Linked DNA regions of Homo sapiens: all the other regions are linked to region 1. Evidence: chromatin contacts called from ENCODE Hi-C or POLR2A ChIA-PET data. All regions are on one chromosome and are shown on one strand. Each heading gives the region's core, a stretch centred on a gene start or an enhancer-like site at or near the end of the contact. The rest is flanking DNA. Distances are from core to core; before and after follow the strand shown.

Region 1 (3,557 bases), core at 365-2,864:
CAACTGGTAGATGAATAATGAGAATTGATTGCTTCTTCTTTAGCATTCAAATCTTTTTTTTTAAAATTTTTTTTGAGACGGAGTCTCGCTCTGTCGTCCAGGATGGAGTGCAGTGGCGCGATCTCGGCTCACTGCAACCTCAGCCTCCTGGGTTCAAGCAATTCTCCTGCCTCAGCCTCTCCAGTAGCTGGGACTACAGGCATGCGTCACCACATCTGGCTAATTTTTGTATTTTTAGTAGAGATGGGGTTTCACCATGTTGTCCAGGCGAGTCTTGAACTCCTGACCTCTGGTGATCCACTTGCCTCAGTCTCCCAAAGTGATGGGATTACAGGCGTGAGTCACCGCGCCCAGCTCAAATCTTATTCTCTATTTAGCACTTATTTCTGCCTTTAATTATATATGATTTTATTATAATACGTTATCTCCTCTGACTAAACTCTGGAGAACAGAATATGAGTCTGATTCCTCTCTCAGCTTTCTCAGTACCTAATACAGAATAGAACGTCGATAATTTGGTCACGTATATAAAGGCTCAACATATTTTAAGGAGCTAAAGCTATTCTGAATACATTTCAGTAAAAATGGGTGCATTTTAAAAGCCTTAACCTGGTACTACATTAGTTGAGATTTATCCCCGAAAGATTAACTCGTTGGCACCACCTAGTAGTCACTAAATGTGGTGCACTTTTCACTTTTACGAAACTACAGAAACCGCTCTCAGACACTATATCTGGAGCGGAGGGTCCTCATTCATGCTCACCTGTCTCTTAGTACTCTGATCTCTGCACAGTGCCGACCGGTCTCAAATTGCACAAACCTCCAGTTCTTGACGTTCCGAGTGTCATAAACTTGAGGAAAATGAAATTATTCATCAGGACTACAAAAGGCTCAAAGTTCAAACCACCTCGGGGTGGAGATGCTGGAAAAAAGGAAACCATTAACAAGTAATTTTATTTGCTATATATAAACTTGCCCTAAGGCAGTCCAGATAACTTCCACTTGAGCAGCCTGAGACATCAAGGGCGGGGGCACTTTCCCCCTCGACTGCGCCTACCGCAGCCTTTCTGAGTTTCTTCCTAGCGAGGCCGAGAGGGTCTTTGAGGAAAATCCCGCATCCGGACACGCCTTGAGGGATGGCGTCAAACCCAGAGGCTTGGAAAAGGTAAGGGCGGAGAGCACGCCTCTTCCTTGAAAGTGAGGAGGGTTTGGCCCAGAACCAACAGGACTGGGTGAAGAATCAGCTCCGGCCACCGCAGCAAATCCCACCCCACGCGGGAACTTGAAGTCCGGCACGTAGGTCCCGCGGCGGCCGGGCTCCAACAGGCCCCAATTGCCACCAGAGGTAGCCGTAAACCCATGGTCCCCGAAACTCCTTCCGGGCCTACCTGACAAAAACTGGGACAACCTCCTTAGGCCCCCGGGATTCCCCCTGTGCCGCCTGACCGCCCGCCAGTCCCAGAGTTTAGGGCCAGGGGCCCCGCCTACCTGAGGGCACTGGCCTGGCGGACCGCGCCGGGGGAGCACTTCCGCTGGACGCACGCACTTCCGGCCCCCTGGAACCAATGAGAGTGCGACCGAGATGTTCCACTCGCTGGCGTCCGGGCCGCTGGTGATCTCCGGTAGCACTCGGGCCGGCGGACAGTGAGGGCGCGGTAAGCTCCCCGCAAGGAGCCCCTGAGAAACTGGTCGCTTTTTGTCCTAGATATAGGGGAGTCCAGGATGGTGTGGTGGAGTCTTTAGAGTCGAATATGACCCGAGGCAAGCTCATATTCAGGTTTGGGGCAAGGAGCTTTGATTGACCCTTAATTTTTTCAGTGGAACGGAAAACTTCGGTAAAATAGCTTCTGACCTTCGGAACAGATGGATTCACCTTGGAAAGGAAAAATCTCTTTCTAGAAGAGTCTTGAGGTCTGGCACCTTTAGGCTTAACGGGGGACGGCTGGGCGTCAGAGGAGGAAATCCTTCATTCCGAACGACTTCCCTTTCCTCCTAAATCCTTCTTTCCAAATCTGTAAAAGACTACATCTACTTTGCTGGAGGTGGTTTGACACTCATGCTCCTTGAGAAGGAGGTAATGAGCTGTAGGGCAGCTCTTAAAAAGTTACCCTTGGACGGGCGCGGTGGCTCACGCCTGTAATCCCAGCACTTTGGGAGGCCGAGGCAGGCGGATCACGAGGTCAGGAGTTCGAGACCAGCCTGGCCAACATAGTGAAACCCCGTCTCTACTAAAAATACAAAAAATTAGCTGGGCGTGGTGGTGGGCGCCTGTAATCTCAGCTACTCGGGAGGCTGAGGCAGGAGAATCGCTTGAATCCTGGAGGCGGAGGTTACAGTGAGCCGAGATCGCGCCATTGCACTCCAGCCGGGGCGACAGTTCGAGACTCCATCTCAAAAATAAAAATAAAAAAAAGTTACCCTTGGCTGTCGCGGTGTGACACCTGTAAACCCAGCACTTTGAGAGCCCGCGGTGGGAGGATCATTTGAGCCCAGGCTGGGCAACATAGCAAGACCCTCATAACAAAAAATTAAAAATAAAATTACCCAGAAACTGGTTGGAACTATTTAATGATGTTCTTAGTCCATCTTCCTGAAGTAGTCCACAGAACAACATCAGTGTTCATGGTAGAATTGTTTCATCAGGGCAGTTTTTTTTTAAGTAACAATGTCTTGTTAAAAAACAAGAGCTGTGTTGCCCAGGCTGGAGTGCAGTGGTGTGATCATAGCTCACTGCAGCCTTGAACTCCTGGGCTCAAGCGATCCTCTGGCCTTGGCCCCTCAAAGTGTTGTGGTGATTGGCACAAGCCACCGACAGGCCTGGAGTCTGAAGTTAGTTATATTTCAGCTACCCAGGATAAACTTCTAACTATGATTACCACAGAACTCTACCAAAACTAATTGTTTCACTTAGTTCTGTCTGATTATGGAATCTCTTTATTACCATCAGTTGTTTTTCAGAGTTACAATTTGAATATGAAACCATTTTTCTAGCCCACCTTAGAGAAGACTGTTGACACACTAGTTGAAATGGTTGCAATAGCCTCTACCTTGCAAGACACTTCAGATTCAAAGAATTTCCTTTGCAAAAGTCGGCCGGGTGCAGTGGCTCATGCCTGTAATCCCAGCACTTTGGGAGGCCAAGGCGGGCAGATCACTTAAGGTCAGGAATTCAAAACCAGCCCGGCCAACATGGTGAAACCCCATCTCTACTAAAAATACAAAAATTAACCAGGCGTGGTGGTCCATGCCTGTAATCTTAGCTACTCAGGAGGCTGAGGCATGAGAATCGCTTGAACTCAGGAGGTGAATGCTGCAGTGAGCCAAGATCACGACGCTGCACTGCAGCCTGGGTGACAGAGCAACTCCGTCTTAAAAAAACAAAACAAAACAAAACAAAAGAAGAAAAAAATAAAAGTACCTATTAATGCAATTATCTTTCAATTTTGATTCATAAATATGTGTGGAAGTGTCAATGTTTTGGGTAAAATGGAATTCACAGTGACAGAGTCAGTGCCATACAAAACAAAACTGGAAAATATACTTTAAAAAAATTATTT
Region 2 (3,557 bases), core at 1,058-3,557, 1.7 Mb after region 1:
ATTAGCCCACAGTTGGGCAACATTATCTAACACAAAACCTGTTTCATAATAAAGTGCTCACGCCTGTAATCCCAGCACTTTGGGAGGCCAAGGCAGGTGGATCACCAGAGGTCAGGAGATCGAGACCAGCCTGGCCAACACGGCGAAACCTTGTCTCTACTAAAAATACAAAAATTAGCCAGATGTGGTGGCACACGCCTGTAATCCCAGCTACTCGGGAGGCTGAGGCAGGAGAATCACTTGAACCCAGGAGGTGGAGGTTGCAGTGAGCCAAGATCACGCCACTGCACTCCAGCCAGGGCGACAGAGCGAGACTCAGTCTCAAAAAATAAAATAAAATAAAATATAAAATAAAAAATAAAGTGCTGACTACCTCAAGTAATGTCTTGAATACCATACTGGAAGTGAGAAAACAATGGTGGTGTGGGGACTTGAAGCGGGGACCACCTGGATGTCCTTTGAGCTTCTACCACTTATTCTCATGTTTCCTGAGTGCCTTCCAGAGACAGGCACTTCTAGGGACTGGAGCTACAGTGCGATGCACACTGCTTTGTCTGCCTTTTAGCCTTAACCCATTGAGTTTAGGATAAATGGTAGGGAGAAGATTTGGAGGTTTTTGGAAATACCCTCCTCACACCAAGGTTCACCAGCTTCACGAGCTCCTTCAAAGTGCCACCATGCCCCCAGGGTAACTTTTTTTTTTGGAGACATAGTCTTGCTCTGTCGCCCAGGCTGGAGTGCAGTGGCACGATCTGGGCTTACTTCAACCTCTGCATCCCGGGTTCAAGCGAGTCTCCTGCCTCAGCCTCCCTAGTAACTGGGATTACAGGCGCGTACCACCACACCAGGCTAATTTTTGTATTTTTAGTAGAGACAGGATCTCATCATGTTGGTCAGGCTGGTTTCTTGAACTCCTGACCTTGTGATTCGCCCGCCTCAGCCTCCCAAAGTGCTGGGATTACAGGTGTGAGCCACCATGCCCGGCCACCCCCGGGGTAACTCTTATCAGGCCTGGTCCCTAACTTCTGGCAAGGGGAACTCTCTTCTGAGGGGTGGGTAGGCATCACCACTTTGGAACTGGAAGGCATTGGAAGGCATGGGCAGGGCCCTGCGGAATGAGGTGGCTTGGCCCGAAGTGGAAGAGGTTTTTTTTTTTTTTTTTTTTTTTTTTTGAGACGGAGTTTCGCTCTTGTCACCCAGGCTGGAATGCAGTGGCACAATTTCGGCTCACTGCAACCTCCGCCTCCTGGGTTCAAGGGATTCTCCTGCCTCAGCCTCCTGAGTAGCTGGGATTACAGGCCTTGGCCACCACGCCCGGCTAATTTTTGTATTTTTAGTAGAGACGGGGTTTCACCATGTTTGTCAGGCTGGTCTCGAACTCCTGACCTCAGGTGATCCGCCCGCCTCGGCCTCCCAAAGTGCTAGGATTACAGGCGTGAGCCACGGCGCCCGACCAAAGAATTTTTAAAAGTCCACCCTGTACCCACTCTGTGGTTCTGGGACGTGCCTCACCTGGACCGGCACGTTGTACTTCTTGCGTTTCTGGAAGATGCCCACGGGGTAGACCTCGCGCACGTAGAGGATGAGATGCACAGCCACCTCCAGGAACTCGCAGAGCACATCGGCCACCACTGCAGGGGGGCACAAGCCGGTGGCGCGCTCGAGGAAGCCCGCCGGCCCAGACGCCCCCGCCCCCGGGCCCGCAGGTCCAGCCTCCCTACCTTGGCCAAAGTTGAGGTCTTGTCGTGTGAGCGTGGTCATCCTTCCCGCTACCTGAGTGTTGGGGCAAGGGCAGAGGGTAGTTCCAGAGACCCAGGAGCCCAGAACCCGCTCGCTTCCACCGTCTCTTCCCTCCCCACAGTCTGTGGGAACTGGGGAAGGACCTCCCGCTTCGCACAGGCTCAGGGCAGCTGGAAGAACCTCCACCCCCACGCTGGCGTCCGTGCTTGGGGGCATCAGCCTCTATCCACTGGCCGCCCGCGCCCCCTCGCCCCGCTGTCTCGCGGGGTGGAAAGACCACAGCTGTGCCCCCGAAAAGGGCAGGGCCGCGGACGCAGAGGGAAACAGCGGGATGCCCAGGGCCGGGAGCGCAAAGCGGGACATGCGGAAAGCGAAGCGGGGTTGGAATAAGACTCCGCCCCCTGCTACGCCGGATCCCTCCCGGCGGGAATCCCGCCCCCTCTCCCCTCCCCCAGTACCGGCTCTGCGCTCGGTTCCCGCCCGAGATCGGGCCCGGCCCCGCCGCGGGGAGCCACCGACCGGACCGATCGCGCCTCCCGCTCAACCCGGGGCCTCGGCGCCGCTCGGTGACGTTCACGGCGCTCCGGTGGGTCCTAGCGCCCGCCCCGCCCAGGCCACGCCCATTCCCGCACGGCCCAAACCGGGCCTCGCAGAGGGCGGTTCCGCATGCGGGGGCGGGTCTCCGAGGGGCGGGGGCCGGGCCTCGGCGTCCGGGAGGGGCTGAGACCCGCCGCGCCACCTCCCTTCAACTTCGGGTGGGCGCGAAGAAAACACAACGTTGATCTCCACGTTCCATTGGATCGCTACATATCTTCCCCCGAGGGCATTTCTCTCGCTTTAGCAGGCGCCGGAAGAGGGCTGGGGAGGGACGGGGGAGCGCGCAGCTGGGGACTAACGGCAGCCACATCTGAGCTAGCCCGAGTCACCATCCCTGCAGCTGCCCACGCAAAAGCGAATCCTCTGGCTCGGGGGCGGGAACAGGGGAGGACAGGATTGTACCGGTTGTCAAGGCCCGGGTGAAATTTTAAAAATAAAAAAAAGAGGGCGTGCACCGGCGTCGCCCCTGCTCCGCCCCCACCGGGTACCTAAATGCAGCCTGGCCTGACCGCCCAAGAGGATGAACCCTCCCCGCCCTACGCTTCATAACAATAGCTGACCTTTTTGGAGCTCCAGCCGAGTGCTGGGCACTGGGCTAAGTGTGTCCGTGGATTATCTCAGTCCTGGGAGTAACTCCATGAGGCAGTTACTGTGACTGTTCTCTTTATACAGATAAGTCAAGCGAGGTGCAGAAGGGTGAATAACCTGCCCGAGTCTCCCAGCTGGTGGGGTGGGCGATGGCCGAGGTGCCTCCTGCCACTACATTTTACTGCTCCCAAGTCCCCCAGGGGCGTGGACTCGGTCTGGAAGTCCTGTAAGGGCCCTCAGAGATGATATTACTAAAATAATAAAAAATAATGACTAACATCGAGCACTTCTTATGTGTCAAACACTGATTCCGTTAATTCTCTCATTAACCCTAGCAGCTAAGTCTCCATTTTATAGCCCCACTTTACAGATGGTTAAACAGGCCCAGAAACGTTCTCTAATTCGCCAAAATCACACAGTGGGAATACAAACCCAGCTCTGATGCCTCTTCTGACACCAGGGCTTCCACTTATTTACAGCCCCCTTATTTTACAAGTGAGAAAACTAAGATCTGAGAAGCAGCTACGGAGTTAGTGGGCAACAAGTCAGGACCAGAAGCCAAGAGGACTTTGTCTGTGACCTCCAGGGACGTAAGAGCTTGTTAGTCCCATCCGTCTGTTTGGACACAGATC
Region 3 (3,557 bases), core at 387-2,886, 1.3 Mb after region 1:
GAGTAGCTGGGACTACAGATGTGCAGCACCACGCCTGGCTAATTTTTGTGTGTTTTTAGTAGAGATGGGGTTTTATTATGTTGGCCAGGCTGGTCTCAAATTCCTGACCTCAGGTGATCTGCCCGCCTTGGCCTCCCAAAGTGCTGGGATTACAGGTGTGAGCCACCATGCCCGGCCTGGACTAGTCACATTTCAAGTGCTCCACAGCCACATGTGGCTGGTGGTTCTTGTACTGAACAACGCAGTTCTACAGGGGACTAGCTCTTCAAATGTAAGCTAAAAGAAAGTAATTAGTTCCTGGCCGGGTTTGGGAGGCCGAGGCGGGCGGATCACGAGGTCAGGAAATCGAGACCATCCTGGCCAACACGGTGAAATCCCGCCTCTACTAAAAATACAAAAAAAAAAAAAAATTAGCCGTATGGTGGCGGGCGCCTGTAGTCCCAGCTACTCGGGAGGCTGAGGCAGGAGAATGGCGGGAACCCGGGAGGCGGAGCTTGCAGTGAGCAGAGATCGAGCCACTGCACTCCAGCCTGGGCGACAGAGCGAAACTCCGTCTCAAAACAAAACAAAAAACACCAATTAGTTCCTGAGCTCATTCCCTCATTCCTCAATTATGCCCACACTGCCATGGGTGTAACATACACCTATCCCAAGTATGTTCAGCTTATGCTACAAAACCAATTTCTCAAAATTCTTATTTTTGAAAGAATTTGTAAGGCACAGAGGAAAAACCTGGGAATAATTGGTTTTGTAAAGCTTTCAAATACTCCACTGCCAAGAAGAAGACTGCAGAAAGAAATGTCATCCTTTAGGGGAGAAGAAACTTAAGAATCCCTGCTAAGAAAACTACTCCAGTTTGTGTGTATGTGTGTGCGTCCGAAAGGGGGGAAGGTGGCTGGCAAGGGATTTCTATTCTCAGGAAAGAACCAGTGTATCTTTATATGATCTGAGGCCCACAGGCCATCTGCTCCAGACTGAATTCAATTAAACTTAGGATATCTGAAGTCAAATATCCTAATGGTGTTGATAGGGCTTAAGGAAGTTAAGATTGGATGGGGGAAACAGGGATGGGGCTGGGGGAGAGGGAGAGAAGATGTACCCCAACGATGTAACCAAGCTCAGTTTCGGGGACTGGATCTCTGAGAGGTGTCCACAGTGGAGGACAAGGGGCTGACACGGACGCTAGTGTTCCCTGGGGCAGAGATACACAATTTTTATACGTGGCTCAAAAGAAAGGGTGGCTGTGACAGGCAAAAGACCCAAAGGGCAATACCAGAGCTGATGGGCCGGCCTTCGGGCGGACGTACCGCGGGCCGAAGGGTCCAGGGGTCTCTTGGGGGTCCCGGGGAGGTGGGCGTTGCCTCGAGGGGTGGGAGTCAAGGCCTCAGACGGTGCCCAGGTCGTGGGGCCGGCAATGTGGGGACCCCACGTCCCAGACGGGCGGCTTCCCCTGGCCCCCCCACGGGCAGGCTGGCCGTGGGTCTGGACATTACGCCGCCCTAGAGGGGTCGTGCCAGGCCCTAGACTCACCGCGCGGCTTCGGCCAAGGCCTCAGCTGCCGCCGCCAGCACCGGTACCGCCGCTTCAGGCCCCCTGCCCCACCGCCCGCCTTCCCCGCTGTCCTCTAAGCCGGGAGCGAGGGAAGGAGGGTTCCCAGCCCTGAGGACCAATCGACAGGTATAGGGAGAAGATGGACTGAAAAACAGGCCAATAGTAATGAAGAAGAGAAGCTTCAGGACCCGGCTTCTCCAGGGGGCGGGGACTGTTCAAATAGACAAACCACGCGGCCAGTGGCAGGTGAAAACAGGCTTGGGTCCACTCGGGAGAACCAATCGGTCGTGAGTTCACCTCAGTCACTTCCACTCACACATCCGGTACGGCGCTGCTAGGATTCCCTTCTGCATCCGGGCTGTGAACTCAAGGAGTCCGGTGTCTGGGTATCTCCGGATCGCAGCGAGAGCGGCTAGCAGAGGTTCGCGACCCCTCCCGGTGTAATTCTGAGAGGAGAATGTGAGCGATGCCGGTGCCCAGGAATTACTGCATCAAAAGACGTTTCGGGCTAGCGCTCTTTATGGATCCTGTGATATCTCTTTTGTTACAATTAATAAGCATTTGAAAATGTTTTTAATTAGATTCTCTAACTTTCCCAAAATTATCCAACTCAGGATCACTCCAGAGAAACCATAGCCAAGTTTTAACCAAAAGAGCTAGTCATAAATAAAAATTTTCAAAGCAACATTATTTTTTAAAAATCCTTTCAAAAAATCAATAGCTGGCCCGGCGCGGTGGCTCACGCCCATAATTCCAGCACTTTGGGAGACCGAGGCAGGCGGATCACCGTAGGTCAGGAGTCGAGACCAGCCTGGTCAACATGGTGAAATTCCCCCACCCGCACCCCCCGTCTCTACTGAAAATACAAAAATTAGCTGGGCATGGTGGCTCACGCCTGTAATCCCAGATACTCGGGAGGCTGAGGCACGAGTATCGCCTGAACCCGGGAGGTGAAGGTTGCATGCACCGAGATCGTGCCACTGCACTCTAGCCTGGGCAACAGAGCAAGCTCCGTCTCAATACATACATACACACACACACACACACACACACACACACACACACACACAACCAAAGAAAATAAATAACTGCTGGTCACGGTGGCCCACGCACTTTGGGAGGCCAAAGCAGGAGGATCGCTTGAGGCCAGGAGTTCCAGACCAGCCTGGGCAACATAGCGAGACGATGTCTCTACAGATTAAAAAAAAAAAAATCAACAGCAAAAGTGGATTTGACTACATTTTTTTTTAATCACAGTGCTATTTGTCATAGTAAACACTGAAAATTCCTAAATATTTCAAAGTAGGAGTCCAATAAAATATGATGCATTCGTTTGGGCGCGGTGGCTCACACCTGTAATCCCAGCACTTTGGGAGGCCGAGGCGGGCGGATCATGAGGTCAGGAGTTTGAGACCAGCTTGACCAACATAGTGAAACCCCGTCTTTACTAAAAATACAAAAAAAAAAAAAAAAAGGTAGGCGTGGTGGCAGGTGCCTGTAATGCCAGCTACTCAGGAGGCTGAGATAGGAAAATCCCTTGAAGCCAGCAGGCGGAGGTTGCAGTGAGCCGAGATCGCGCCACTGCGCTCCAGCTGGGGTGACAGTGCGAGACTCCATCTCAAAAAAAAAAAAAAAAAAAAAAAAAGATGCATTCATAATAAGAAAAATACATAGCCATTAATAATTATAATTTAGAGCCTAGCATGGTGGCTCATCCCTGGAATCCCAGCACTTTGGGAGGCCGAGGCAGGATTGCTTGAGGCCAGGAGTTCCAGACCAGCCTGAGCAACATAGTGAGACCCTTGTCTCTACAAAAGAAATTTAAAAATTAGCTGTGTGTGGTAGCACATGCCTGTAGTCCCAGCTACTTGGAAGGCTGAGGCACGAGAATCACTTGAGTCTATGACTTCAAGGTTGCAGTCATCTGTGATCTCCACTGCACTGCAGCCTGGGCAGCAGAGAAAGATCCTGTCTCAAATAATAATAATAACAATAAATAGTGGTAA
Region 4 (3,557 bases), core at 397-2,896, 1.1 Mb before region 1:
AGTGCAGTGACACGATCTCGACTCACTGCAGGCTCCGCCTCCAGAGTAGCTGGGACTACAGGCGCCCACCACCACACCCGGCTAATTTTTTGTATTTTTAGTAGAGATGGGGTTTAGTAGAGTAGGATGGTCTCGATCTCCTGACCTCGTGAGCCACCCACCTCGGCCTCCCAAAGTGCTAGGATTACAGGCGTGAGCCACCGCGCCTGGTCGATTTTTGTATTTTCAGTAGAGACGGGGTTTCACCACGTTGGTCAGGCTGGTCTCTAACTCCCGACCTCAGGTGATCCTGAGGAGGCCCACCTCGGCATCCCAAAGTGCTCGGATTACAGGCGTGAGCCACCGCGCCCGGACCATTCACAGCTTTTTTAGCTGCCTGGATGGAACCCCGAATTAGGGACACGGTAAATGAATGGAGCAGTCAGGGCCCGGGTGGGCCTGAAAGGCAAGTGAAGCAATGGACCCTACCGCCCAGAGAAGCGCACAGAGCAGGGGAACATTGAACAGGAAGCTTTCTTAAAATACATCCTTCTTGGCCTAGCGCGGTGGCTCACGCCTGTAATCCCAGCACTTTGGGAGGCCGAGGCGGGCGGATCACCTGAGGTCGGGAGCTCAAGACCAGCCTGGCCAACATGGTGAAACACCGCCTCTACTAAAACAACAACAACAACAAAAAAAAAACAAAATTAGCCGGGCGTGGTGGCGCATGCCTGTAATCCCAGCTACTCGGGAGGCTGAGGTAGGAGAATCGCTTGAACCCAGGAGGCCGAGGTTGCGGTGAACCGAGATCCGAGATCGCGCAATTGCACTCCAGCCTGGGCAACAATAGCAAAACTCAAAAAAAAAAAAAAACCAAATCAGATCAGGCCCGATTTTTGGTGGCCAGCCGGGGAGCCGCTCTTGCCCAACTTGGGCGAGGTCGCCTGGAGGACTTGCCAATGATCTAACGGCTCTGCTGTAGGTTCCTCAAGAGGTGCCTTCTCGGAGTTAAATGAGTCACCGCTTACTAGGCAGAAGCGCGGGCCGCGAGCGCGGGCGAGAGGCGGGGGCTACCGGTGGGGGAGGGGGCCGCAGCCTCGTGGCCATCTCCACTATCGCCGCCCTCCTCCATTTTAGGAAGGGCCTGGCCTGAGTGGCCACCGCCGCTAAGTCTGCGTCTATCCCAAAAACCTTACACTTGGCTACGATGGAAAAGCAACTTCCACTCCCAACTCCCGCTGTGCTAAGCAGCTCGCGTGTGCAGCTCCCGACCTTCCCTGACAGTGACTCGGCCCCGCAGTCGGTAATCACGTGTTGATCTGCACTTTCCCCTCCAAAGAAATCGGGGGCCCAGCACGTGCGCCTGGCATTGCGCCCCCGCCCCGGGCCTCGGGGTGAGCGGGGGCGCCAGTTCCCACCCAGGGAGGCGGCTTGCACGTGCCCCCGACCCCGCCACGCTGGGCCTGCGGGCGCGCCGCCTCCCTCGGAGGGAAAAGAGCCCCACAAGCCCAGAAAAGCCCTGCGCCGCCTGCCCGTTGCTCAGCCCTTCCCCAATCATTACCTAGCCACTGGGTCTCGTCGCCTAGGAGAGGAAGCGGAGGGTGCTGCAGACACCGAGGTGAACGTAAAGCCGGCGAGATCTCCGTGCTCCGGGTACCCACAGATACTGTCCGCGCCGCCCGCGCCGACTTCCTGCCTAGCTAAGGCGAGCCCCACCCACTTCCCGCCTCCGGGGCACGCCCCCTCAGCTCCGCCTCGCCATTCGTCGGGAGAGCCGTCACTCATTCCCTCACCTCCCGGAAAGGGGTGGGACTGCGACGGCTGCAGTAGCGTGGAAAGGGGGGTGACGTCCCGCGGACTTGAGGCGGGCAGATCTGGGGGGCCCCGACTCCCCAGCGGCCCTGTAGTGGTGCGGGCGAAACTCTGGCCCCAGATAGGACCGGTGAGCCGAACTGGGGTGTGCGGAGCCGGGGCTCCGGGGGATGGCCCGGGGCGGCGTGGCGGGCATGAGAGCTCGGGGCTCCGTCACGTACTCCGAGTCCCGCACGCACTCAGCGTCGCTCTGGGGCCCCACGTCCGGCCCTCGACCTTGCTGACAACTTTGGCGGCCCGGGCCTGCCGCGGCCCTCCTGCCCCGCCCCTCCTGCCTCGCGCCGCGATCCGAGAGACCCCGTTGGCGTCGAGTCGTTGAGAGGCTGCGCGCCTCGGCCCCACTCCGGGGTTGGGGCGCTGGCCCCGCCGCAGCGCTGCGTGTCCGGGGCCACGTGCGCCGCCTGCGCCTGCGCGCTGCCCTCCAGCCGCGCCCGTCTGGCCGGGCTCCGCCTGGCACCCGCCAAGGTGACCCTGTCCCTTTCTCCTTGCTGCGGTGAGAATCAGGCCGAGACAGCCAAAGGAAGGTTCACTTTCCTTTAATTCTACCTCATACTTTTTGAGTGCCTTCTAGGTGTCCGGCGCGCCCCCACGTGCTTCCCCAGTGTTAATTCATTCTCTCTCTAGTCCATGTCATGTTGCCTCTCAAATTTTACATCCCTCTCATTCCCATCTAGGGAACTAGATCAAACCTACCTGGATTCTTGTGAACCATTCATGTGAATTATTTGGAACTGGAATTTCACACAGACCCGGGGAATTTCTCAAAGTTCAAGACGGGTCATATTCCGTGGAATACGGAAGGAGTTGGAGTGATTTCACTTTTCTGATCAAGAACTGATAGCCATTAAAACTCAGCTCCGCAATATATCCCCCCACTCCAAGGGAGGGCTGAGATGATCACTTCGTTTTCTGTTACGGCTACTTTTATATTTTTCAACATTACTGCTGGTCTGTAAGAGAACTAAAACATCTGATTTTCCTCATTTCCTTGTAAAGAGGTGTTCAAATATGTACTTGAATTTAATTATTTCTTCTGGTCAGCTGCAAAACCTGCTTTTCTTCCTTAACCCCTAGCATTTTTATCCTCTTAGCTACAGACAGGTTTCCATGGCGTTGGTTAAAAATTAAGGCCTATTGAGACCATAGTATTTGCTTTCCAGTGAGTAAGAAGCAAGAACTTTAGGATTAAATTCAGCAAAAAGAAAAAAAAAAAGAGTAAAATTTTGCAAGCAGAGTTTGTGATTTCACCAGCAACACACTAACGTTTTTGGCTACTGAAAACCACTATCCCCAGCCCCATGACTCAGCAGCTAAATCAACAGCCAACATCTCCTACTGGTAAGGACTCTAAGAAATCAGGCACTTGGTACTCTCAGAGCAATTCTAAGGCGTGGCCCTGAAAGGGCTCCAAACAATCTTATTTTACATAAAAATGGTTAGAGAGATAAAGATACTCTGCTGTGGCCAGAACCAGTAAATCTAGCAGGAAATCAGAGGCCGAACATGATCCCGGACTGCTGCCGTTGCAAGATTCTTGGAGGCTGCAGCGCCACATTCTGAGCCAGCACTTCGACCTCACATTGTAGCTAAAATGTTAATGATTACTAGAGATGTCCTGAAATCTTTTTCAAAATTCACAGGCTGCCAAATGCCCTCCCTGTTTCCATAGCTCCTTAGGCTTTGTTAGCAGGCTGTGGGGTTCACAT

What was found. A loop is a pair of places that touch in the nucleus more often than their neighbours do. ChIA-PET counts read pairs that join two places held with the same protein, here RNA polymerase II (POLR2A). Pooled maps may share reads with other maps.
Region 2: a map of naive thymus-derived CD4-positive, alpha-beta T cell shows a loop between it and region 1 (20-fold over the local background). The contact joins the promoter of MAD2L2 here to the promoter of NMNAT1 in region 1. A Hi-C loop is called at or near these places in 1 of 168 maps with a recorded cell type or tissue (naive thymus-derived CD4-positive, alpha-beta T cell) and 5 of 50 pooled maps. POLR2A ChIA-PET finds 5 or more read pairs at or near these places in 1 of 52 experiments (T-cell).
Region 3: a pooled map shows a loop between it and region 1 (9-fold over the local background). The contact joins the promoter of MTOR here to the promoter of NMNAT1 in region 1. A Hi-C loop is called at or near these places in 1 of 37 single-sample maps with no recorded cell type and 6 of 50 pooled maps. POLR2A ChIA-PET finds 5 or more read pairs at or near these places in 1 of 52 experiments (PC-9).
Region 4: a loop to region 1 is called in a map with no recorded cell type, with 11 times the contacts of the local background. The contact joins the promoter of ENO1 here to the promoter of NMNAT1 in region 1. A Hi-C loop is called at or near these places in 1 of 37 single-sample maps with no recorded cell type and 5 of 50 pooled maps. POLR2A ChIA-PET finds 5 or more read pairs at or near these places in 2 of 52 experiments (AG04449 and activated T-cell).

What each region holds. Positions count from the first base shown.
Region 1 is chr1:9,941,861-9,945,417 of GRCh38, forward strand. It overlaps NMNAT1 (nicotinamide nucleotide adenylyltransferase 1), which reads left to right and starts at 1,615. Exons shown (of 5, transcript NM_022787.4): 1 at 1,615-1,655. LZIC (leucine zipper and CTNNBIP1 domain containing) reads right to left here and starts at 1,531. Exons shown (of 8, transcript NM_032368.5): 1 at 1,389-1,531; 2 at 764-922. RefSeq lists enhancers at 560-1,130, 664-1,863, 1,131-1,700.
Region 2 is chr1:11,678,841-11,682,397 of GRCh38, forward strand. It overlaps MAD2L2 (mitotic arrest deficient 2 like 2), which reads right to left and starts at 2,308. Exons shown (of 9, transcript NM_006341.4): 1 at 2,199-2,308; 2 at 1,722-1,773; 3 at 1,513-1,631. The coding sequence starts at 1,761. RefSeq lists silencers at 1,630-1,689, 2,130-2,649.
Region 3 is chr1:11,260,915-11,264,471 of GRCh38, forward strand. MTOR (mechanistic target of rapamycin kinase) reads right to left here and starts at 1,637. Exons shown (of 58, transcript NM_004958.4): 1 at 1,531-1,637. RefSeq lists a silencer at 1,355-1,404 and an enhancer at 1,825-1,984.
Region 4 is chr1:8,877,040-8,880,596 of GRCh38, forward strand. ENO1 (enolase 1) reads right to left here and starts at 1,647. Exons shown (of 12, transcript NM_001428.5): 1 at 1,541-1,647. It overlaps ENO1-AS1 (ENO1 antisense RNA 1), which reads left to right and starts at 1,796. Exons shown (of 2, transcript NR_038351.1): 1 at 1,796-1,921; 2 at 2,526-2,846. RefSeq lists enhancers at 484-1,076, 1,077-1,670, 1,671-2,262 and silencers at 1,021-1,140, 1,351-1,400, 2,121-2,370.